6 separate regions of the Mus musculus genome follow, and regions 2, 3, 4, 5 and 6 are each linked to region 1. A link is a loop called in an ENCODE intact Hi-C map of the cell type or tissue named here. Cell type or tissue: gastrocnemius. All regions are shown on one strand. Region 1 overlaps Brd4 (bromodomain containing 4). Region 2 overlaps Notch3 (notch 3). Region 3 holds the start of Hsf2bp (heat shock transcription factor 2 binding protein). Region 4 overlaps Hsf2bp (heat shock transcription factor 2 binding protein). Region 5 has its middle 37 kb from the start of Rrp1b. Region 6 has its middle 8.2 kb from the start of Cryaa.

Region 1 (4,000 bases):
TCCCTAGTCCCAGAACATGCCTGGGAAAACCCCGCCCACTCAGCCACATTCCACAAAGCTGGCCCTCACTCTGGGGAAGCCCAATCAATCCCTTCAAACTCCTGAGCTTCTGGAGGTGCCACCTGGCTCAGTACATTTCCTACTCTCAAGAGGCCTTAACCCTTTCTGAAGTAACTGTCACATTCTGATAGCAGGATCACTATACCCCTGAAGGGAAGTCTCAAAGATCCTGGGGCCAGGGAGCTGAAGCTGGCTCCCTGATCAGAGTCTCTAGAGTGTGTCTCATTGCCCCTGTCTGCACTTCCCAGCTCCAGCCTTTCCAAAACACCACGCATTCCTCTTTACCCTGGAGCTATTAAGGAACACCCACATGTTCCAATCCTGGGAAAAGGAAGTAAGACTAAAATAGCTGGACCGTGCTCTTGCATGAACAGACTGCGCTTCCAGAGCTTTCTCACTGTATGGCTCCAATCCCACTCTAGGCCAGGCAGCTGAGGTACACTATAGGGGTGACTCCAGAGTGGATGCACATAATTAGCTATGTAGCTACCTATACTCACAAAGACCTGTGGAAAATATATGAGGAGAACCAGATATTAGCAATATAATGAAAGAACTTTACCCCATATGAAGGATGATCTGATTCTATACTGGTGACTGAGAGAGTTCTGGGAAAGGAGAGCCACAGTGTCTTACACCCTGACTTTCCCCGCCCAAGTTTGAAGACTTCCTAAAGTTGAAGGGAGTTACACCTGGGCCTTATTCTGTTTATTCTAACATGGAACCAGTAAGCAGTTCCAGACTCAAGCTAGAGTCAAAGCTCAATGAAAAACAGAACAGCCCAACTACAAATAACTGGGTTCAAGACAAATGTCACGAAGGGCCACTGGTGCAGTTGCTACACATGGAGGATCACACAGTGGCTGGAATCCAGCCAGTAAAGCATCCCACCCACTCATCGTCAGTGTGGTCTAACCCTATGCATTCTTGTATACCTTCTAGCCCCTACTGAATGCTTCTCTTCAGTTGCTTTAGATGGTCTGTATCACCGGGGCCATGGTAGTACAATTGACCCTTAGTACAAATAACAAAAATAGGTTCCATGAGAAATTTTAGCTTTAATTCAAGTAGAAAAATAAGAACATGAAAAACATAAACTAGACCCAAAGACCAAAGTGAAACAACTTCCGTGTCTACACCATCTCTACCTTGGCCTCCTGACATGGTAGTACTACTTGTTACAGAGGCTAGCTAAGGTGGCTGGGCTTCCTGGACCCAGGAGATCAGCTACTAGAGTATTCACCCACCTCTGCACTCCAAATATCACAAACAGCAGTACCTGTGTGGTATGAGGAGACAGAAGATGTTTTGCTAGTATATGCATGTGTCCATGGATGACCATGTCTTTTTGTGTCTTATGTGGGGTTCTAAAACAAAATCTCATGTTAACAGCTTCACAAGACAGCACTCTGTACATAGTAGGAAATAAAAACTAGTGGTCTGAACGAAGACAAGTGGAGGCCAGCCAAAAATGGGAAGGATATCATCTGGAATGAAGGAGAGGCTCAGCCCAGGAGCCAAAATGGTCAGGGTCCATAGCCAAGGCCTAAAAGTCTGCGATCAGCAGCTCCATGACTTTAAATCCCACCCTCCTTCCCGCCAGGACAGCCGTTCCCAGGGCTCTCGGGTTACTTGTTGCACAAGCTTTCTACTTAAGTGAGGAGGCGGGTTAGGGGAAAAAAGTCTTCTTTCTGTAACAGTAGCAAAAAGCTGCTGGAAATGCCATCATGACAGCCATCAAGGAAAGACAGATGGAGGGCACTCATGTGGGACCATAGGAGGACTACCACTCAAAGAAGAGGGATATGGGGGCAGTGGCTCAAAAATACTTGTGTGTGGGGTCAGGGTCCTCTAAGATCCTAAAGGTAAGCCAAGATGTTTAGCATCAGGTTAGGGTCAGTCTCTGGGATTGTCATTTGAACACTTGGATTCTTAGAAAAGAAGGCTGCAAAATCTTAGGAGGGACAATCTAGAAAATACCCCCCCACACACACCTCCCCAAAAAAGAAAGAGAGAAAACAGAGGAAAGGCAAATGTAAAGCTTGACTGGCAATAAAAGTGAAAAGTCAGTGGCCACCAAGAATGCTAATGGAGCCCTAAGAATACATCTATTCACCCCATTCACCCTGCTCAAGGCGGTGGCCCCCGTTCAAGGAATGGCTCAGGGCCAGCCCTGACCAGCAGGCCTAGGATGCAGCTCCCCCTGCTGGTTCATGGGAATGTGAGGCAAGGTACTTTAGAATGAACAGGGAAAATAATAAATAGGGGAGGTTGTGAGACCATCTAATTTCCACATGCTGCGGAACAAATGCAGAACAAACCATTTAGTGGATTACATTTTCTTTGTAAATACATTCCTCATCAAATACAAGGCAGAACAGAGAACTGTCCAGGGAAGGCCCAAGCCTACTCCATGGCCCACAAAAATGTTTCCTCCCTCTAACTCCCAGTTTCTGTGTACAGTCTGAGACAACAAAGCTCATCCTTGCTGTTTTAAGGGAGCCTTGACTTTCCTTGACATGATCCACAAGTCAAAGATCCATGGAAGACTGCCAGGAGCCTTTTCCTCCACAGGCCCACTATAGACCTCACACATTGAGACCCCAGGGCTAGCTCATAGGTGGACTTTATCTTCTCAGCAAATGGAACCTGACCTGCCCAGGGGTAATACCACTCATGTGAACCATGTATCAGGCAACCTAAGTACACCATGCCTTCTTCCCTATCTTTCCCTTGAGGTCAATGTGAGCACCTGCTCCTCTGAGAACAATAAAGAAAAGTACACTTCTGGTAAAGCAATCTGTTCCCATCATTACCACCTGCCCTCACCTCCAGAGCTCTGTAACTGGTGCTCAGAATAAAGGAACTGAACACCATTATATAGGCCCACAGAGAACAGGTATAAGTAGAAGAGCAGGACATACATGTAGTTAAAACAGATCAGGGAACAGACAACACAAAACAGCAGTAAACACATTGTGGAAAGGAAAAAAAATGGCATTTTCCATAGTGTAAGCTCAGGCTACAGACAACAGAGCTCAAAACAGACTGATCATGCAGGCTGTCAGATATAGGTGGCTTGGCTCTACTTTGCTAAAATGTAGTTCCATGACAACTACAAGGCCAGAATACTAGAAGGGGACTGGGGATATTGCAACCCAAGGTTGATGGGACCCCAACACCTGCAGTCCTCAAGGTCTACCCACTACCCAGATGGAGAGAATAGAGTGCTGCTACACTGGGCATCTTGCCACTCTGCAGGGAGAAGTTAACATGACGAATGGGTGGACAGAAGAGCCCAGGCAGTTCTCAGTGGCCATCAACTCTGGGCTGGACAAAGGACTGAGATAGTACCGGGGATGAGTGGGGTAGTTTGATAAGATGTTTAAACAGGAATCAGCTAACCTGTTTCAGAGTCTTCACTGTCAGAGGAGCTGGATTCGCTGGTGCTCTCCGACTCAGAGGATGAGAATCCCTTCATCTTGGAAGAACCAGCAATCACGTCAACTTTTTCAGCTGTAACCCAATAACAGACAGAGCTGCATCAGAGAGGATACCAACCCAGGCAGCTGCTGCTCGCCACAGTGTATTCCCACCTACCAACCCAGACAGCTGCTGCTCGCCACAGTGTATTCCCAACTACCAACCCAGACAGCTGCTGCTCGCCACAGTGTATTCCCACCTACCAACCCAGACAGCTGCTGCTCGCCACAGTGTATTCCCAACTACCAACCCAGACAGCTGCTGCTCGCCACAGTGTATTCCCAACTACCAACCCAGGCAGCTGCTGCTTGCCACAGTGTATTCCCAACTACCAACCCAGGCAATTGCTGCCACAGTGTATTCCCAACTACCAACCCAGGCAGCTGCTGCTCGCCACAGTGTATTCCCAACTACCAACCCAGGCAGCTGCTGCTCGCCACAGTGTATTCCCAACTAC
Region 2 (4,000 bases), 67 kb before region 1:
ACAGAGGATGAACCCCCCCCCCCCCCATAGCAAAGATGTCAACCCGACAGACACGGAAAAACCTGTGGAAGACGCCTTGCCAAGAGAGCTCTCAACTAAGAAGCGTGAAACAGACGGTCTGGACCACGGGTGCCCTAACCGCTGTACCCAGCCCTGAGCCACAGTCACTCACCCGATCACCTCAGGACCCAGCTCACGACGGACCCGGGATTCAGAGCCAGGGCTTGGCCGGTGATAGGGGAAGACCATGGCCTGGCCACGTGCGTCCAAGCGGAAGCGCAGTGAGGTGCGCAGAATAGCGCTGAGTCGCTGCAGAAAGTCGGCACTGGAGCGCAGCAACTCTTCAGGAGGCAGAAGAACTGTGAGGACCAGAACCCCTCGGGCCAAAAGGGCCGGGACCTCGCTGGCACAGTCCAGCCCATCCCAGCCGCATTCCTCAGTGTTGCAGCCCTGGTCACAACGGCCATCTGCAAAGTGGTCGGCGCAGTACTTCTCATAAACAGGGCTGGGGACAGAGAACACAAACTCAGAGATTCTTCGGGTCACCTAAATGCACACACAGAGAATAGCAGTAGTGGACAGTGCTGGTATGGGGTTGGGGATGGTGGTGGTGGGAAATGTTCTTGCATATGCTTTCTGCAAATGCAGTCGTTGGCTGCATAAGCACAAGTTCTGTGTTCCTAATTTGAAATAATTGGGACTAAAACTATTTCAGAGTTCAAATTATAGTTTTAGAATATTTACACATATGCTTAAATATTATATATGCAAATAAATGCAATGAGATATCTTTCTATAAATATTTTAAGATAAGATCTCATGTATCTCAAGCTGGCCTCAAACTCCCTATGTTAGTCAGACAGGCTGGCATATACCTTTAATTCCAGTACTCCAGAGGCAGAGACAAGGATATCTCTGTGTGTTCAGGGCCAGCCTGATTTACACAGCCAATTCCAGCCAGGAATTGTGAGGCCCTATTTTTATTTTTATTATTTATTTATTTATTTATTTTATTTATTTATTTTGGTTTTTCGAGACAGGGTTTCTCTGTGTAGCTCTGGCTGTCCTGGAACTCACTTTGTAGACCAGGCTGGCTTTGAACTCAGATATCCACTTGCTTCTGCCTCCCAAGTGCTGGAATTAAAGGCATGCGCCACCACACCTGGCTGAAGCCTTATTTTTAACAAAGAAAACAAAACTATGTTGCTGAGGGTGATCTTGAACTTATTATCCTCCTGATCCACCTGCTGAGAGCCAAGATTACAAGCACACAGCACCTCTCACAGTTTAGGTGGTGCTGGGGACCCAAGCCTGGCTCTGTGGATGTTAGGCAAGCATTCCATCAAGTGAGCTACATCCCCAGCCCTCTATACATAATTTATATAAGGCACCTCTGGGATGAGGCCCAAGTCTAAAGACAAAAATACACATACCCAAAAGTAACTATATATTTTTAGTGTGCCTGCCTTTGGTGGTTGTTTTATTTCCATGCTGGGCGGGGATTGAACCAAGGGCCACATGCCATCTAGGAAGGTGCTCTGCCACTACAGACCAACCTGTGTCTGAATTTTGACTGTAACTTATCATTGGGGCAAAGGATGGAATTTTCCACTGTGGCATCATGCCCATGCCCCACATGGCTCAGGGATTCAGGTTTGGGATTTGGGATGCTCAACCAGTATCACTATTGTATGCTCTTGAATGAGCACCTGCTGTGGGCTCCTGTTTTGCTTTGTTTGTTTGTTTGTTTGTTTTTGTTTTGAGACAGGGTATCACTGTGTGGCCTTGGCTGGCCTAGAACTCACTATGTAGATCATGCTGGCCTTGAATCCCTACAGAGACCTGCTGTCTATGCCTCTGAAATGCTGGCATTAAAATGTGTGAGCAACTAGACCCAGTTTAATTTTTAAAATTTTAAGAAAGACAAATGAACAAGTCCTAAGTGTGGACAGATGGGATGTGTAACTGCAGGCAGACAGAAGCAAATGGGCAAGATATATAGGTAAAAATATAAATAGGCAGAGATGAGGCACATGGGTGGAAACAGGCGGATGAAACCACCAGTGCCCTGGTGGTAGCAGCTGGAAGGGACAGCCCATCAGACGAGCCAAAAACAGACTGACAGACAAACTGGGACAGATGTGGCTCACTGACAGTGCAACATATAGATAGACAGAAGGACAGAGTCAGGGGGCTCACTTGCAGGTGCGGTCGCGGCCACCAGAGTAGCAGTCAAAGTTGTCATAGAGGCAGGCTGGAGAGCTGCAGGCCGGGTCACACCGGCTGTTGTTGAAGAGACGCCAGCACTGCAGTGCCTCACACTGCCTCCAGGGGTCGTCCACGTTCAGTGAGCAGTCACCGCCATCCCAGCCACAGCCTGGGGTGTTGCACTCACGATCGCAGTTCTGGTCCCCTCGCTTGGCCTGGCAAGCCGCTCGCGGGCACCGTGGCTCCTCGGGGACCTCAGGGGCTGCGGAAGGGGTCTCACAACGCGGGCCGCCCCAGCCCGGAGCGCACACACAGCGGAAGAAAGGGACACTCTGTACAGGTAGGCATGAGCCCCCATGCAGACAAGGGGCAGAGGCGCAGCTGGCGTTAGTAGCTCCTGAGGGTGACGCCCTAGAAACCCGGCAGGAGGGCCCGGACAGCCCCGGAGGACAAGCGCAGCGTGGTCCACGGGCTGTCTGCTGGCATGGGATACCCACTGGGCACTGCAGCTCTCGGCAAGAGCGTGCCACCCGCTCACAACGCAGACCCCAGAATGGCTAATGGTGAAGTGAGGAGACAGAAAGAGAAAAAATTGGTAGTGAGAAGAAACAGGAGAGTGGAAAAGAGAGAAAAGAATGGAGGTCAAGACTTGAGAAATGCTGACACCCCACCCCCACCCCTCCAATTCCAGCAACCTTTCCTCTACTGACCTCATTTTGAAGATAAGCCATACCTCCCCAGGAGGCAACAAAGCCAAGTCACAATTTCACTAAGTTACACTCCAAACCATAATTTCATAATTTCATAATTTCAGAACCTCCTTTCCTTCTACTTTTCCCGTATAGACCTATGCTTCCCTAAAGCCACAGGCCTTTTCTTTCCCCAAGGGTTCCAACCCCTACCAATCACACCTACCGGGACACAGTGACAGGTGAAGGTCAGCCCACCTCCACGGCCTAGGCTGTGACGGCACTGGCCTCCATGCTGACATGGCTGGGACTCACAGGGGGACAGAGCAATCTGACAGCGAGGCCCTGAACAAACAGATGCAGGAGGATCAACTACAGAAGCAGAACCACATCAGGTTTCTGGCCAGGCTCTCTGCCATTCTTACCTGTGAAGCCAGGATGGCAGACGCAGCGGAAATGCCCACCTGGATCTTGTAGGCAGTCCCGAGTATGCGCTGCATGGCAGGCACCCGGGCGACACTCATTGATGTCTGCCTCACAGTGCAGACCTGTGTATCCTGGGGGACAGTTACAGCGGAAGCCACCCACCAGGTCCACACAGGTGCCATTGTGTAGGCACTGAACGCCTGAGTCCAAGGATGGGCCTAGGTCACAGTCGTCCTCATTGATCTCACAGAGAACTCCTAGGGTATAGGAGCATGGTCAGTGGAGGCTAGAAACTCATCCTCTTATCCTGCCCCCAACCCTGGCCTTAACATACCCAGTGTGCCAGGGGGACAGGAACAGAGATAGCGGGCCACAAGATCGATACAGGAGCCTCCGTTCTGGCAGGGCTGGGAAGCACACTCATCTATATTATCCTCACAACTGTCACCAGCATAGCCAGCTGGACACTGTATTGAGGCAAGAAAGGAATTCACTCAGCCCCGAGGGACACAGACGTGCCTCGGCATACCTGTGAGCACACAGAATCTCACCACAAAAGGACACACATAGACATCCAACACAAAGCCAGTGTAGGGGGCAGACTTACCCAGTACAAGGAAACACACTGTGCCCACACTTGTTATCTGTGTGTGTGCATGAACTTGAACCAAACCTAG
Region 3 (4,000 bases), 180 kb before region 1:
GGGGCACTTGTTGTGGAAGAATGCAACCCAGCCCCTGGACTAACAAGTGGGGCAGAGGGCAGGCTGGCGGCCCTCCCACCTACTCCCTCTCTCTTTGCTCAGAGAGGCCTTCTTTGGTCAGCCCTGCCAACTCCAGTCTGTAGGGGGTTGCTCTCCCAGAGCACAGTACAAGACAGAAGTTAATAGAAATTAATGAGAAGACTCCTGAAAGAATGGGGCAGGGTTCCCTGTAACCATAATCGTTCATCCTTTATTTTTGTTTGTTTGCTTATTTTTCGAGACAGGGTTACTCTGTGTAGCCCTGGCTGTCCTGGAAATCACTCTGTAGACCAGGCTGGGCTCGAACTCAGAAATCCGCCTGCCTCTGCCTCCCAAGTGCTGGGATTAAAGGCATGCGCCACCACGCCCAGCCATCCTTTATTTTTTATTCCTAGGTTCACATGCATTGGCATTTTGCCTGCATGCATGTCTGTGTGAGGATAATGGATCCCCTGGAATTGGAGTTCCAGACAGTTGTGAACTTCACAAACTTCTAACTGCTTCTTCACCCTTCTAACTGAATAGGGCTGGCTAACTGGCCAAGTCCATATGCACAAACTAGAAACCCATATTCTGATCCCTTCTAGCTTGCTATTTAGGCAATCTAGCCCCCAACCCCCACCCTACCCCCTACACCACCCCTACCCCACAGCCTGCTTCCAAGTAGATCACCATACTGCTTGTTTCTTGAATCTCAGGCTAGGCTTGAACTCAGTATGTAGGTGTGAATGATCCTCAACTCCTGATCCTTATACCTCCACCACTTAAGTACTGGATTACAGGCATGCACCATCAAGTCTGGCTCAGATACCTATATTTTTGAGTCAAGATACTTTCTTGGTGGGGGAGGGGAGAGGGGTAGAAGACAACACTTTCAGGATGACATGACACACACACTGGTATGGGGGAGGGGCTGCAATCAGGATATAAAGTGGATAAATAAATAAATAAATAAATGGGGGAAAAAAAGATACTTCCTTATTTGGACTTACAGCTCTAACCATTACTTGGGTTTTTAAGGTGTACACTATAAAGCCACACTATGAGAGCTGGCAGTCAGATGTAACTTGAAAAATTAGCCTTACCCACCAAAAGCTGATGTCATTGCAATCCAGTCCCAATTGGTAAAGTGCTGACAAAAGCTCCAAATACCTCCCAAAAAATTTAACAGGGTTCCAGACTCATATCTGGTATGTTGCTCAAATGTCAAACATCTGGATAGACAAGTCCTAGCAATCCTGAACTTCGCTCAACTCCCCTGCCCACCCAAAGACAAGTGGCATGCATGAGGTAAGACTCACTTTTTTCTACCATCTTTAATTTCTGGAAACTTTCCAGTAACTCCCCATTTAGTATTCTGGGTAAGAAGTCCCGTATTTGCATCACTTCCGTCGTCAGCCGTTCCAGGTCCTTCTTTCTGACTTTAACAAATTCTTCTTTAGATTCCATGTTCTAAAAGAACAAGTAGATCTTAGCATTGTAGTATTTCTCTTCAGATGACTAGAACTAGCATCCCAAATCGACTTGCTCCCTTTTCTTTCATGCCTCTTACATTCATAATTGCCTCACAAATGTGTTTTTCTTTCATGCCTCTTACATTCATAATTGCCTCACAAATGTGTTTACATACGTACCTGTGTGTGTGTGTGTGTGTGTGTGTGTGTGTGTTAAGGTTTTTATTTGGTTTTTGAGAGGGTCTCACTGCGTAGCTTTGGTTGTTCTGGAACTATGTAGACTAAGCAGTGTGTAGGCCTCTGCCTCCATAGTGCTGGGTTACAGTCTCTTCCACCACTCTTGGCACCTAATGTCCCTCCTGTTACACATATATGGATATAGATGTGTGTGTACACATGGGCTTTATATACAGAGGGCCATGATGACGGGGACAAGGGTGATGATTCACACCCACAGTCCTAGCTTCTCAAGAGACTGAGGGTGAAATATGGCTTTGCCCAAGCGTTGGAGGCCAGCCTGAGCAACATGTCAAGACTGATTCAGTAAGAACAAATATGGTGGAGGAGGGAATGGAAATACGTAAGGGGAAAAACCGAACTCATATTCCTAAAAGCCAAAAGAAAATGCCTGCAAGTTAATGCGCCCCAGGCTGAACCGCTCGGGTGGGATCCCTGCGGCCGCATTTGGCTTTTGCTGACCCCTAACATTCACACCATCATACAATGGCATCCTACCGGAAGTAGGCATTAACCAGGCCCTCTCATGAAGGGGCATCAGGGGCAGAACCCAGATAAGTGAGTTCTCAGCTCCGGCTCCCCGGAGCCTCAAGGCCTAAGGCCTGGGCTACCACTTTTTAACCTGAGGCATCCGCAGATGATTTGGAACTGTGCCTCTTGTCTCCGGCCCTGGCCCACCCTCGCGCAGCTCCTGGCCAGGTCCCCTCAGGGCTACAGGGACATCTCCTCAGGCACTGGATCCGCCCTGAGGGGAGTAATCAGCAGCAGCTCCCATATGTAGGGCACCCACTGACCCGGCAGGCCTCCTCAGTACCGGACCCGTCGCCCACGGTTGCGGCCATAGCCGCTGCCTCAGCTTCGTGCGCCTGCGCAGAGCTCGCTAACACGCACACACAAAAACGCGGGAATCTTAAGATGCCCCACGATACGGAAAGCCACAAGGTTCAAATCTCGACGATTTGCTCTTCACTCTCGCTTTCTGGGTCCAGGGATGAGATGGACCTGGATTCTACTGTAGCTTTCCTACTTCAGTTGCGTTTCAGACTTGTTACCTGCAAAGTGAGGCCTGAGAGTCAAGCAGAATCCGTCCTTCCCTGTTTAGAGAGAAGATGCTACAACCAAACCTATACACTGTGAGAAACCGCGCAGGGAAAACCTCATCGTCCCTTGGCCCCAAGTGCTTCTGTGCCAGCACTTGGGTGGCGGAAGCTGGAGTTCAAGACAAACTTGCTACATAGCATGGGAAAATCTAGGCTGGGCTACATGGGGGTAAAAAAAAAAAAATCAAAATTAAATCACCAAAGCTTGGAAGAATATACTAATCTAATAATTCTCATGTTTGATAACGTAGAGTTTTAGATGTCCCTAAAGTTTGCACAATTGTTAAAAGCCTTCTTTTATGTTGGTTTAGTATGTTCCCGCTTGTGCTGGTTTATGTCAACTTGACACGAGCTAAAGTCATGGGAGGAGGGAACCTCAGTAAAGAAAATGTCTCTATAAAATCAGATTGTAGCAGGCCTGTAAGGCATTGTCTTAGTGACTGATGGGGAGGACCCCACCTATTATGGGCGGGGCCATCCCTGGACTGGTGGTCCTGGGTTCGGATTTCTGAGTTCGAGGTCAGCCTGGCCTACAAAGTGAGTTCCAGGACAGCCAGGGTTATACAGAGAAACCCTGTCTCGAAAAAAAAAACAAACAAACAAAAACAAAACAGGCTGAGCAAACTGCAAAGAGCACGGCGGTAAGGAGCACCCTCCATGGCCTCTGCATCAGCTCCTGCCTCCAGGGTCCTGTCCTGGGTGAGGTCTGGTCCTGGCTTCCTTCCATGGCGAACAGTAATATGGAATGTGAGTCAAAACAAACAAACAACGACAACAACAACAAAAAAACATTTGCTCCCCAGCTTGCATTTTTGGTCCTGGTGTTTGAAAATCTCACTACCCACTGCTTAGAACTGTGTGTTTTGAATGCAGGACTTACAGAGTCAAGTTAGATCCTCAAAATTTCCCTCTACAATAGACATCCCTGCATCTCACCCAGACGTCGTGTGTGTGGATTTGCTGATTCCCCATTCAACAAGCCTGCACCTGTCTCAAGATGCGGCGGAAGGCTTGCTGTCTTGCCACTACACACCCCTAGATCTATCCTAGGACCCTGCAAAAAAGGATTGCTCACTACACCACACCTCTGTAAGTGCCCCTGATGCTGCAGGGATGGGTTGTTCTCGCTCCTCTACAAATCTCACACCTGCCCTAAAAAGCTGCAAGGGT
Region 4 (4,000 bases), 180 kb before region 1:
TGGTAGTGCATGTCTTTAATCCCAGCATTTAGGAGGCAGAAGGCAGATCTCTATAAGAGTTCCAGGCCAACCTGATCTACATAGCATCTCTAAAATGGTCATAAAAACAATACATAAAAAAATATATTGCCTTTGCAAATGTTTTCAATCTACAAACATAAATAATATAGACAACGCAATGACTGATACACAGAACGGAAACATCTTACACAAACTCTGTATGAAAACAGGTTATCTGTCACCCAGCCTAGCTGCTTCCACTGCTTTTGCACTCAGAACAGGAGAATCTCTAGCAACACAACTGCATAGAGGCTGGCACATTAGACAGACTAGGGATAGAGGGAAGCCATGTACGTCGCAGACTATTTCAACAGCAATACTTTATACAGCTCAGGCTTTGTTTGGGGGTTTAGATCACAGAGTCTCACTGTATTTTCCAGAATCCAGCTGCCCCAGCCTCCTCCGGGCTGGGATTATAGGTGTGAGCCACACATAGCCCGATAGGTTTGAGTTTGAATTGTTTTGGTGGTATTGGTAGCTGGTTTTTTTTTTTTTGTTGGTTTTTTTTTGGTTTTTGGTTTTTTTTTTTGTTTTTGTTTTTGAACACAGATCAAAAACGTTCAGATCACACTGGGATCTGGTTTCTCTTCCCCTGTTACCTGGCACGTCTATAACACGTCATCAGTTGTTTTTCATTAATGTGAAATACTTTTTACCACAACAGCTGTCTGAAAACACAAACACTTTTAAATAACCACTAGCTTTTTCCTCCCCAGTACTCCGGAAGCTTCAGAGAAAGGAGTGCAATACTGACAAGCTCCATCTCACTCTGAGCTGAGATTTGGGTGGCACAATCCCTGCCAAGCACATGGAATGCAGTCCCATGGGCTGCGGACTTTCAAACCCTAGTCCGGGTGCTATCAGGGCCAAACTCACTGTGAGAGCTTGACAGGTAGACTTGTTCCTTGCCTCTTTCTGCCCAACATTCCCTGGATTAAGTAGCACTTTGGCAGACCCTACCTCCACCTTCACATGGCCTGTTCTTCACTATCTTCCCTTTCTGGCCTCCCTATATCTTCACACAGACCTCACTGTGACCCTGGTTAAAACTCTCCTGACAAAATGGACTAGAGCCCAACAGGCCTCACTGTTCCCCTGTGACATTCTGAGGACCTGGGGACTATACTTGAAGCTATCTTTTCAGGGAAATGCTTGACAGATACTTCTGCAACTTGCCAGGGTTTCATCAGACTGTCAGCCCTTTGTCAGGCGTTCCCACTCACATGGTTTTCCACAGCAAACAGACACCTCCACAATGATTCTGCATCCTACACGTTTCCCAGGAATAAGCCGTTGCAGTAGCTCAAGGGCTCCAGAACTAAAGACCCAGCTCCGGACCACTGTTCCAGAGGAGCTGTTAAGTATCTCAGGTGCACAGACTAACCCAGTGATCCACAGAAGAAGGCCAACTACATTTACCTGTTGAACACTGCTTTAGTCTAGCCAATTCATTTCCACAGTAAGTGGACTGTACACTGGACAACCTGCACTTTCCAAATTGCGGAACTGAAATCCATTGGCCAAATGCTATACCAAATGCTGTCCCCTCTCTCTTGAATAAACTACTTCTCGGATGCCTTTTAACTGCCCCCCTAAGTCTACTCCTTCATAAAGCTGTCTAGGATTCCCCCAGCCAACCCCCTTAAGATTCTGATGGCCTTTTATGGTTGAGAGACATCTGTGACATTGCCTCCCCTTATACTGTCTTTGTTTTTCTTTTCTTTCTCCCTATTCCCCAAGATTACAATCACGTGGTGTACTCGTAGATTCTTTCAAGTAACCAGTAGAGGGCCCTCATGGACTGAGATCCTCAAAGCTCACAAGCTGTTCTAGTAGTATCTAAAAATCCCAACCATCCTGTCCCATTTGAAGGCACAAGACTCTTGGATGTCAGGACAATCTGGATTTGGCACTTCACCCCACCCTCCACAGGGCTACCTGGCTGAGTAGACAGGCATGCCCTTACTTATCATCCCACGCACATCCCTTCCTAAACTAAATGTCCAGTTGAAGAGGACAGCCTTCCCTGATCGAGGAAGACCATTCCTCAGCCAAGGACATATACATAGCTGTGCCCCCTGCTAGAACTGCCAAACAAGCTCCTTAACCTCTGAAGGCTCTGCTCCTGAAGCTGACCAAGACTCAGCTAACCCTTTACCATCCTCACTGTAATAATAGAAAATTATACAAGAACTCAGGCACGGACTCTGTCCTATTAGCTGAATGGTCTTAGATGATAACTGAAAGTCCCACAGTGCTTTCACTCTGTCTCAGTCTCAACTGAGACCTCAACACAATCAACAACAGTGCAGAACTCCTCTACCAGTCTGTTCTTCCAGTGCTCCATGCTGAAGAGTACTGATAATGTTTTCACAGGAGTACTTTCCAACTTGGTAAACCTCAAGTCAAGGCTATCCTAAGCTCACTGTGTGATAGTGTCTGAGTCACAACGGAAGCTGCTAGGCTGTGAATCTGCCAGGATGCTCTCTCCAGTACACCAGGAGCTCAAGGAGCTTCCCAGCTGGAAAACACTTCCCCCAAGATTCCTACAAAACACAACGAAATGCTGGTCAGCATGTAGGACACAGATGTCCTGCCCTTCCGTATCCCCATCATGCCTGATCCTGACCTACAAGGCTGTGCCTTCCTTTCATTACCAGAACCTATCTTGTTTTCTCATGACCCCACCCATCCAGTCAGAGTCCAGTGGAGCCTAAGACTCACCCTGAGGCTCACCAACCCTTCTAAGTCATCTGATGTTCAGATTCAAGCCATCCCCCAAAACACGCCACTTCATCAGTATTTTAGTATCCGTCCATTTAGAGGTTCCAAAGCCTCTGACCTCAGCCAAACCCCTCCCACCCTCCACGGACATCCCACCTTCCCTGTCCTGCCTCTGCTATCTGAGAGTCCTTCACAAGCAGGAAAACCTTCTGATGGATCCAAACAACAATCCTTACTCTATTTGTGACTGTCACACATCTTTCCTTTTCCTTCTTAAATGGTGTTTTGTGGGCGATACGGAGTAGCTCTTTTGGGGAACCTGGGGTTCAATTCCCAGTCACAACAGTAACTCCAGTAACAGAGGATTCAACACCCTCTTCTAACTTCCTCAGGTATGGCACACAACGAGGCACACACAGGCATGCATTCAAGCTACACACTCAGACATATAAAATCATATTTTACAAAATAGAAAGTGTGCCTTTGTCTCAGTGTTGGTTCTTTAAAGATGCTTAGACAAGACACTGCTTACCTACCCAGCTTCTCACAGGCAGGTCTCATGCTAGCTCAGAATCAAGTTTAGTATGCTATCTGATACCTATCTTATACGCTTAGGCACTTGGGAGATCTCTGTGAGTGAAAGGCCAGCCTGATCTACATAGAGAATTCCAGGACAGCGGGGCTACCAAGTGAGATCCTGTCACAAAAAAAAGAAAGAGAATTCACAAGCAAAAGCTAGATAAACGGTGCTGTAGAAGGCCATCTCTTCAACCTTGCCTTGGCCAGAAAAGTGGGGGTCGTCAGGGTAAGCCTAAGTTGAAAGTTTACCGTGACCTCACAGGAAGAAATGAGGTATGCCTAATGCCTAATATAGAGCTCATGTCTGGGTAGTCAGAGCTACTCTGGGCAAGGCTTACCTGTCAGAAAAGCTTTGCCATCACAGTAAGGTCTAGTTACGTCTTGGCCTAGCACCAGTTTGCTACAGGATTTTATCCTACGAATAAGGAGCAGCTATTGAAGTGGCTTAATTCCAGTAGTAGAATGATAGAATCAGACAAAAGTGACCAGGCTGGGGGCTAGTGAGATGGCTCAGTGGTTAAGAGCACTGACTGCTCTTCCAAAGATCCTGAGTTCAAATCTCAGCATTCACATGGTGGCTCACAACCATCTGTAATAAGATCTGATGCCCTCTTCTGGGGTGTCTGAAAACAGCTAC
Region 5 (4,000 bases), 140 kb before region 1:
TGGCTGGTCTTCAGATCCTTGCAGGGAGCAGCCAGGCAGGTTCTTTGTCTCCAAGTGTCCACACTCTGTGAATCATCCCAGAAGCCCTAAAGCACCAGACAGTCCCCCAAGACTGAGAAGACTAAGAGAGTGAAGAGTGAGCTGCAGACCACCACAGTTGTGACCAAGCACCTCCTTTCCTTGCCACGCTTTCTGGGCAGTAACCACAAGGAGCACGCTGGGGAGAAAGGACCACACTAGCACAACTGCAATGAAAATATTTATTTGTGGATAGTCATAAAAGACAACAGACTAGCACAAAACAGACACAGCTACACAGTGCTGACAGGTGCTCATGTCCACAAACATGCTGACAGGGAACAGTACACAGGACTGGGGGACTTGGGCAGGAGACCTCCTGAGCCCAGAGCACACCCCTCCTGCACAGCAGGGACTGAGGGGCTAACTGTGCTTTGCTCTGAAGGCCACAGAGGGGTGGTCTCTGGGAAGGACTAGCAGGGTCGGGCCAGCCCCACAGGTGCAGCCCATCCTCCAATTGGTTGACATTTACAACACATGGGTGAAATTCTGACAGGCTCTGTGTCAGGAATGGACAGCTATGAAGCTAAGAGCATTTGAGATGTTGCCCATGTCTCATCCTTCAAGAGCTTTGTTCATGAAGAATTCACCTCCATTCACAAAACACTGTCATCACACACACTCCTCCCCCATCAGTCAGAAAATGGTCTCAGGTGTTTTGTGGGACTCACTGAGGCCTGAGCTTTGAGGGAACCTTGCTTCGGCCTTCCTGCTCTGTGGGATATGAGGGAGAAGGGTGTGCTAAGCTCATGTCCTCTACTGTGTTCTGTCACCCCCAGGACACACCCTCCTCATGTCAGGCATGAACTGAGTCCTCTGTGACAGTGTAGCTCAGAGGCTTCCAGAGCCCCAACCCAGGTCACCTACACCTGCTGCATGGGGCAAGGCAGGCTGTGAGGTGCAGACATGGCTTTACCTACCCAACATCTCACGGGGCCTGCTGGCTCTATAGGACGGGCAGTGAGGTGTGGCCAAGGTTATACCCAAGGCCTTCTGGGAACTTCCAAGCATGGAAGTCTGAGTGGCAGGTTCTCTCCTGTTTCCACCCACCTGTAGCGTCAGGGGAGAGGCAGCTCTAGCTGGCTATTCAAGAGCTGACCAGGGCAGGATGGGGTTCCCTGCCCTAGGGAGACCTTTTGCACCTGGAATGTGGATCCTGTTGCACCAAGACCAGAACCTGCCTGACGGTGAACCAGGGGAAGAAATGAGATGCTGGCCCGGGGGAGCTCAGCCACAGTCAGGGACGGTAATCCAAGGGAGACGGAGACTTCTGCTCTGAGGACATCCTCTGCCTGGCTCAATAGTGTGGAATCTTAAAATTGGGTTTATGGGCTGGCGAGATGGCTCAGTGGATAAGAGCACTGACTGCTCTTCCGAAGGTCCTGAGTTCAAATCCCAGCAACCACATGGTGGTTCACAACCACCCATAATGAGATCTGACACCCTTTTCTGGTGCATCTGAAGACAGCTACAGTGTATTGATGTATAATAATAAATAAATCTTTTTTAAAAATTGGGTTTATTCCACTAGGAATTAAACAAGAAAAAAAAAAAGGAAAAGAAGAAGGAAGGGAGGGAGGGAGGGAGGGAGGGAGAGAGGGAGGGAGGGAGGAAGGGAGGAAGGAAGGAAAGAAAATTCCAGGAGTAATTGGGGGGGGGCAATGTGTGAGTGAAGGTGTCTTACTCCATAGCTATCCTGCTGCCTCAGCCTCTAGGGTACTAGATTGTAGGTATCACCATGCCAGGCAAAAAATTTCTATTGGCATAAAAAGATTAAATACTGTTAAATTTAAAATTGCACATTAAATTCTGGTTTTAAGCAAATTAAACCCACTAGGGTGCAGTGAAGGGCGAATATGGCATAGAAAACATTATTTTATGTTAATCTCTCCATAGAAAGTGTCTGCAACAAGAATAAACCAGCAAGGAGACACAACAGTGCAAAACACACCGATATTTACAAACTGTCAGTTCTGGCCATGCTGACCACGCAATGGCTTTCTGGGAGGTCAGGCTGACCTGGGGACACACTGACTCCCACTTACTGTCAGGTGTTGCACAACACCAAGTCTGAGGCCTGACAGAAAGATGTACACGCACACACACCAAAACAAAAAAAAACCCAAAAAACAAACAAACAAACAAACAAACAAACAAACAAACAAAAAACCCAAAAACATCAAATCTCCCAGCAGGATGGCAGGATGGCTGTTTAATCAGTTGGTACCAGCATCTGCCTGGGCCTCTGACACTGCTCCACAGGCTCCACCGTGCCCCCTGCTGGTGGATGCTGAGACTGCAACTGGACTGGCACCTGCCAGCCATCTGCAGCTGTCACAGAAAGTGTGGACAGGCACAGGCATGTCCAGCTACACCTCCACCCCAAGGCGTGTCTCCATCATTGGGGGGTGGGGGGGAGTGACATTCATTCAGACCTGGGGACCAGGTTCAAGCCTTCCCTGGCTCACCACTTTCCCTAGAGACTGCAGCTCTAGTGTAACCTCACACTGAACCTGACCTCCCAGAACTGCCCCTTAGAGGGACATCCATTCTTAGCATCCACTGGTGGGACCCGTGGTTAGCATCCATCTGTCACATGGACAGACATGGCTTTCTGCAGGTAGCTAGCTACGTGGATGTCTGGAAGAGAAGCACCCCAGATGGCAGCAATAAAAGGGGGCACTGGGCTGCGGCACCCTCCTGAAGGCACACCACCAAAGCCTGGGTCCATGCCTGTCCACTCAAACCCCAGTGCCCTCTCTGGTCCAGGTGGATACACTGCCCCGGAAAGGTTCACGGAGGGCCCAGTGCAAGCAGGTGGGCCCAGCCTGTGGTCACTGGGCATGTATGAACTACCTAAGTATGGCTTGATACCCCAAGTTAATGAGTCCCCCAAAGGGCTGCAAGGAAGCGAAGAACTTGGAGACAAAATACATTCACTTCTTCTTCCCTTCACTTTACAGTGTAAGGACTGAAGTAGCTGGAGCCGGGAACTCTGTCTAGGAGCTGCCCAGGAGCACAGCAAAGGCCTCAGCACTGCTCTGGCCAACCTGGCTCCTTCCAGGGACCCTACCTTCCTCAACAAGGACAGGAGACAGCCTGACCTCTAACAGCCTGTGCTGGTCTCTTATCTCAGGTGGTGCTGCTGACATCATACTGGGAGCACAGCCTGTGGGGCGCACAGTCCCCTCCTTTCAAATCCCCACTTCAGCACAGAGGAGCCTAGAATGCTCCCACTGAAACAGCAAGTGGCTTTAAAAAAAAAAAAAGGCTCTCACCGTTAAGGAAAAGGACCGTGTCATTTGTCATTTTTACATTCGTGGACATACTGCAGAAGTGAGACAGAGGCCCAGGATTATCACACAGGAGCAGGCATGACTTAAGAAGAGTCATATGTGGGAATTCCTTCCTAGCATCCGGGAGGTGGAAGGAGACGCTTTGAGGCAGGATCAAAGTCCTACTGGGCTACCCTGGGCTAATGCAGCTTCCTTACTAAGCTCTGGAAAGTGAAAGCAAAAGCCAATTCTGACTTGGCTACTAGGGGGCCGGACCCAGTGCTTGCTGGCTGGCAGGGCTGCAGACAGTTCTTTGGAAAGCCTGACCTCGGCCAGCACCTCTGCCCATGCTCAAAGCACTAATCATTTCTTCTTAGTCACGTGCTCTGGGCCTTATCCCCTGGCTTCCAAGGCAACCTCCAATTTCTCCTTAGACTGTGGCTTCTGTGAAGAAGCAAGGCAAATCTCAAGAACTGAAGTTCATTAAAGTGGGTGTGGGTGCTGACTGAGGTCAAGGGATGTTGTGAACAGACAGCCCCACTCACAGTCATGACTGGGGATCCCCAAACTCTGGGAAGTAGAGCCAAAACAAAAAAAACAAAAAAAACAACAAAAAAAAAACTCACCCTTGAGCAGTAGGCAATGGG
Region 6 (4,000 bases), 520 kb before region 1:
TGGGGGCTTTTGTCTTTGCTGGTCCCACAGGCTGTGGAAAGAACTCCTCAACCGTCAGGCTGGAGAGCCTGGTGTACAGGGCAGGGCATGCCAGCTAGGATGATGCCCTAACAGGTACTGGTGATGCTGAAGGAGAGGCTGGAGGACAGCGTCCAATTTGATACATGAATAGGCACCCCAGTTAGCCATTTGTCCCAGGTTCGAGACCTAACAACCTGATGACGTCATTGCCATCACCACTGTCACTAAGAGCATCATGACATCATCGCCGCTGCCACCCTCACCGTTCTAGTTCTCTCTCTGTCGCTATAGTAAAACTCTCTCACTAAAAGCAACTTACGGGGAGGAAGGGTTTATTTGATTTACACTTCCAGGCTTCATCCTTCACTGAGGAGGGTCAGGGTAGGAAATCCCGCAGGGACTTGATGCAGAAACCATGGCGGATGATGTTTGCTGACTTGCTCCAACGCTCACGTTTAACTATCTTTCTTTCTATTTTTTTTTTTTAGAAAAAAAAAACATTATTTATTTTATGCATATGCATACACTGTTGATGTCTTCAGACACACCAGAAGAGGACACCGGCTCCCATTACAGATGGTTGTGAGCCACCATGTGGTTGCTGGGAATTGAACTCAGGACCTCTGGAAAAGCAGTCAGTGCTCTTAACCACTGAGCTGTCTTTCCAGCCCCAGTTAGCTTTCTTATACAGCCCAGGACTACCTGCCTGAGGAATTGTGTTGTCCATAGTGGGCTGGTCCATGATACATCAATTAAACAACTAAGACCATCTCCCACAGACATGTCCACAGGACAATCTGATAAAGACTCAACTGAGAATCTTCCCTTCTGCCCCCCCCCCCTTTCCCTGCCTCCAATAATCTCAGATTCTGCTAAGCTGATAAGTAACGCTAACTGGGATGATCACCTGCATGATAATGTCATCACTGGCCCAGAACGCTGGCCGCACTGGCAACTGGCAGGCTTCATGCAACCTACCCAGAAGCCTGTGGCTTGGTGAGAAAAATCCTGGCTTAGAAATGGAGTCACTTGCCTTGTGTTGCCTGCTGGTGAAAGTTGGGTGAAACCCACCTCTTCCTTTAAATCATTGGTTCTCAATATATGGGTGGTGACCCCTTTGGGGGTTGAAAAACCCTTTCACAGGGGTCACATATCAGATGGCCTGCATATGAGATATCTACATTACAATTCATAACAGTAACAAAATTACAGTTATGAGGTAGCAACCAAAATAATTTTATGGTTGGGGGCGGTCACCACAACTTAAGGAACTGTATGAAGGGGGTGTGGCGTTAGGAATGTTGAGGATCACTGCCTTAAAGCCAGCACTTTGGATCTCCAGGTAGAAGGTTATTATAGAGTCACAGGAAATCAGCAGAACGGGGTCTCTGAGGAAGGCGGTAGATGCTGCTCCTGTTCTGTGGGGGATTTTCTTTGTGGCAGCAGGCTGATTTATCAGTCTCTCTGCAGGAGAGTCCCGCGTTAGTTTAACATGGTGTGACACAGTCTGACCACCAGGTGGCAGAAGAGGCATTGCCTCAAAGAGGAGACCTTGCCAGGCACCGACTCAAGAACACCAGCCTTAAGGGTCACCTTCACTAGGAGACAGGGAGCAGCCGCAATAAACATCAGGGGCCTGGTTCTGGGGGCCGTTGCCTGTGTGACAAGGAATTGCAGGAGATGCCACTGGCCCCAGGAGTTTGGGCCAGCAGAGCGCCTAAGCAGGGGACACACAAAGGGCCAGTTCCTTCATAATGAAGAATCTGGAACATAATGGAACAATCATTTGAAGGGGAGGTCGCCTAACAAGGCCAGCATCGTGCTGGCCTGCTTTCTCTGCTGCGGTTCCAGCGCACACTGACACGAGCTGTGAGCCGGCTGGACCCCAGGGGCTAGGGCTTCTTCCTGAGAAAGAGACAGCCAGAACTGCCTCCTTCCGGCCACGCTGCAGAGACCCATGTGGGGGCTGGGAGGCTGGGAGAGAAGGGGCTACCAGGCAGCCTCAGCTAACACATGTGTTGAGATCATAGGTTCTGTCTTCCTGGCTCGGCTTGCTGACAGTCTCAGCTTAGAAGGAAAGGCATGAAGGAAGAGTTGGAGGCTACCCAGGATACCAGCCTTCTCTGCAGGGTAGAACTCCCCACCTCTAACCTCTATCTCCTGCCCTCTCCATCTCTCACTTCAGGAAGTTTGAGAGGGGAGCCCCAGGCTGCAGCTGTTAGGAGGTCCTTTAGCCTCTGTTCCTCCCTCCCACGGCAGGGGGATGGGGGCTGCTGTTGTTAGCTTAGAGGCTGGGAGCCCCAAGGACATGGGATTTCTTCCAAGATTCCTGGCTGAGGACTGAGTTAACCGAGAGGCAGGCAGAGCACAAGCCTGTGCTTGCAGGCTGTCATGAGAACACGACAGAAAGGAAAACATGCAGGTACGCAGGTGTCGTGTCACAGGCATGCATGAATGCACACATGGACACACATGTGCAAACACACACACTATGAACACACACCATATATACCTCATGTGTGCGCACACACACAGACACCCACACATACCACAAACAGCCTGCGCACACATATGCCGTAAACACACCACACACACATATACCACAAAACACACCACACACAAACACCTACACACAATATATATACCACAAACATACCATACACAAATCACAAACTCACACTACACACATGTACATACACATATACACAAACACATGCCACATACATACCACAAACATACCACAAATACATACACACACACATACACACACACACACACACACACACACACACACACATATATATATATATATATATACCACAAACACACCTTCTTCTTCTTCTTTTGTTTTTTTGTTTTGTCTTTTGAGACAAGAGTTTCTCTGTGTAGCCCTGGCTGTCCTGGAATTCACTGTGTAGATCAGGCTGGCCTTGAACTCAGAAATCTACCTGCCTCTGCCTCCCAAGTGCTGGGGTTAAAGGTGTGCGCCACCACTGCCCAGCACCCTTGAACTTCTATCTCTGTCACAATGGTTCTTCCCATAAGCCCCTGCTCCCAGTTCTTCTCGAGATCAACTGACTCAGGATATCATGACTCCGTCTTTTTTTATTGGTTTTTTTTTTAAGATTTATTTATTTATTTATTTATTTAATGAGTACACTGTTATCATCTTCAGACACACCAGAAGAGGGCATTGGATTCCATTTCAGATGGTTGTGAGCCACCATGTGGTTGCTGGGAATTGAACTTAGGACCTCCAGAAGAGCAGTCAGTGCTCTTAAGTGCTGAGCCAATCTCTCCAGCCTCATGGTTCTATCTTTAACTCAGTCATTTCCGTGAACACCCCATATAAGGTTACACATTTGAGTCTGGACGTTAGAAGTAAGTCATATCTTTCTGAGAATAGGAGACCACCCACAAGTCCCTGATGTCCCCAAGTTTGTCTTTGTTTCACATACACTGTTGTGCCTGCCCTCTCCAGGAAGCCCCTGATATCTGAGGACAGATATCAACACACTTTAATGATGAAGAAACCTATAAAAGTATAGGATGGAGAGCCACAAGCCTGAGTCCAGCCTCTAGCCGGCTGAACCAGGAGCACACACAGTGACCCATGAAGTCAAGGCTAAGTTCACTTACTCTTTTAAAAACTTACTATCATTGTATTATTCTTCGAGTGGTTTTGCCTGCACCACACATGTGCCAGGGTCTGGGAAGACGCTGGAAGACGGTGTTGGGTCCTCTGGAACTGGAGTTACTGTTTGCAAGCCTCTGTGTGAGTGCTGGAAATCAAACCCGGGACCTCTGGAAGAGCAGTGAGTGCTCTTAACCACTCTCTGTCCCCAGTCCCTTTCTTCTTTTGAGAAAATTTCAAGATTTGTTCAGTAAATTGAAACAAATGGCCCGTGATGCCCTTAAAAATCAACAAACCACGAAAAGAAGCCCAGCCTGTTTCCCGCCCTCAGTATCCTTTGCCGAG

What was found. Hi-C counts contacts between places; a loop is a spot of excess contacts. Peaks named below come from ENCODE experiments on the same cell type or tissue, not always from the same donor. Only the 100,000 strongest peaks of a DNase experiment are listed, where the experiment ranks them.
Region 2: it touches region 1 in a loop (10-fold over the local background); 16 of 42 quality-filtered maps call a loop at or near these places.
Region 3: it touches region 1 in a loop (3-fold over the local background); 11 of 42 quality-filtered maps call a loop at or near these places.
Region 4: a loop joins it to region 1, with 4 times the contacts of the local background. A loop is called at or near these places in 11 of 42 quality-filtered maps.
Region 5: it touches region 1 in a loop (4-fold over the local background); 14 of 42 quality-filtered maps call a loop at or near these places.
Region 6: it touches region 1 in a loop (2.4-fold over the local background); 9 of 42 quality-filtered maps call a loop at or near these places.

What each region holds. Positions count from the first base shown.
Region 1 is chr17:32,207,702-32,211,701 of GRCm38, forward strand. Brd4 (bromodomain containing 4) reads right to left here. Exons shown (of 20, transcript NM_020508.4): 12 at 3,466-3,576. Among named protein-coding and RNA genes, the nearest start is that of Ephx3, 20 kb to the left of the region's middle. In gastrocnemius, a CTCF peak has its summit at 2,278 (motif pointing left); a DNase peak (open chromatin) is centred at 2,233; H3K4me3 peaks cover 250 bases; H3K27ac peaks cover 2,853 bases.
Region 2 is chr17:32,141,045-32,145,044 of GRCm38, forward strand. Notch3 (notch 3) reads right to left here. Exons shown (of 33, transcript NM_008716.3): 21 at 3,658-3,790; 22 at 3,323-3,580; 23 at 3,124-3,242; 24 at 2,200-2,765; 25 at 173-505. Gm41568 (a long non-coding RNA gene) reads left to right here. Exons shown (of 2, transcript XR_876749.3): 2 at 1-1,891. Among named protein-coding and RNA genes, the nearest start is that of Gm41568, 3.3 kb to the left of the region's middle. In gastrocnemius, a CTCF peak has its summit at 2,305 (motif pointing right); a DNase peak (open chromatin) is centred at 2,328; H3K4me3 peaks cover 783 bases; H3K27ac peaks cover 400 bases.
Region 3 is chr17:32,031,921-32,035,920 of GRCm38, forward strand. It overlaps Hsf2bp (heat shock transcription factor 2 binding protein), which reads right to left and starts at 2,588. Exons shown (of 8, transcript NM_028902.1): 1 at 2,525-2,588; 2 at 1,341-1,491. The coding sequence starts at 2,572. In gastrocnemius, no CTCF peak of the experiment used is centred here; a DNase peak (open chromatin) is centred at 2,457; H3K4me3 peaks cover 255 bases; H3K27ac peaks cover 233 bases.
Region 4 is chr17:32,025,993-32,029,992 of GRCm38, forward strand. The region is part of intron 2 of Hsf2bp (heat shock transcription factor 2 binding protein); the gene reads right to left. Among named protein-coding and RNA genes, the nearest start is that of Hsf2bp, 6.5 kb to the right of the region's middle. In gastrocnemius, a CTCF peak has its summit at 1,852 (motif pointing right); a DNase peak (open chromatin) is centred at 1,947.
Region 5 is chr17:32,071,155-32,075,154 of GRCm38, forward strand. No RefSeq gene overlaps it. Among named protein-coding and RNA genes, the nearest start is that of Rrp1b, 37 kb to the left of the region's middle. In gastrocnemius, a CTCF peak has its summit at 2,364 (motif pointing left); a DNase peak (open chromatin) is centred at 2,366.
Region 6 is chr17:31,684,131-31,688,130 of GRCm38, forward strand. No RefSeq gene overlaps it. Among named protein-coding and RNA genes, the nearest start is that of Cryaa, 8.2 kb to the left of the region's middle. In gastrocnemius, a CTCF peak has its summit at 1,539 (motif pointing right); DNase peaks (open chromatin) are centred at 1,554, 1,921 and 2,326; H3K4me3 peaks cover 326 bases; H3K27ac peaks cover 1,505 bases.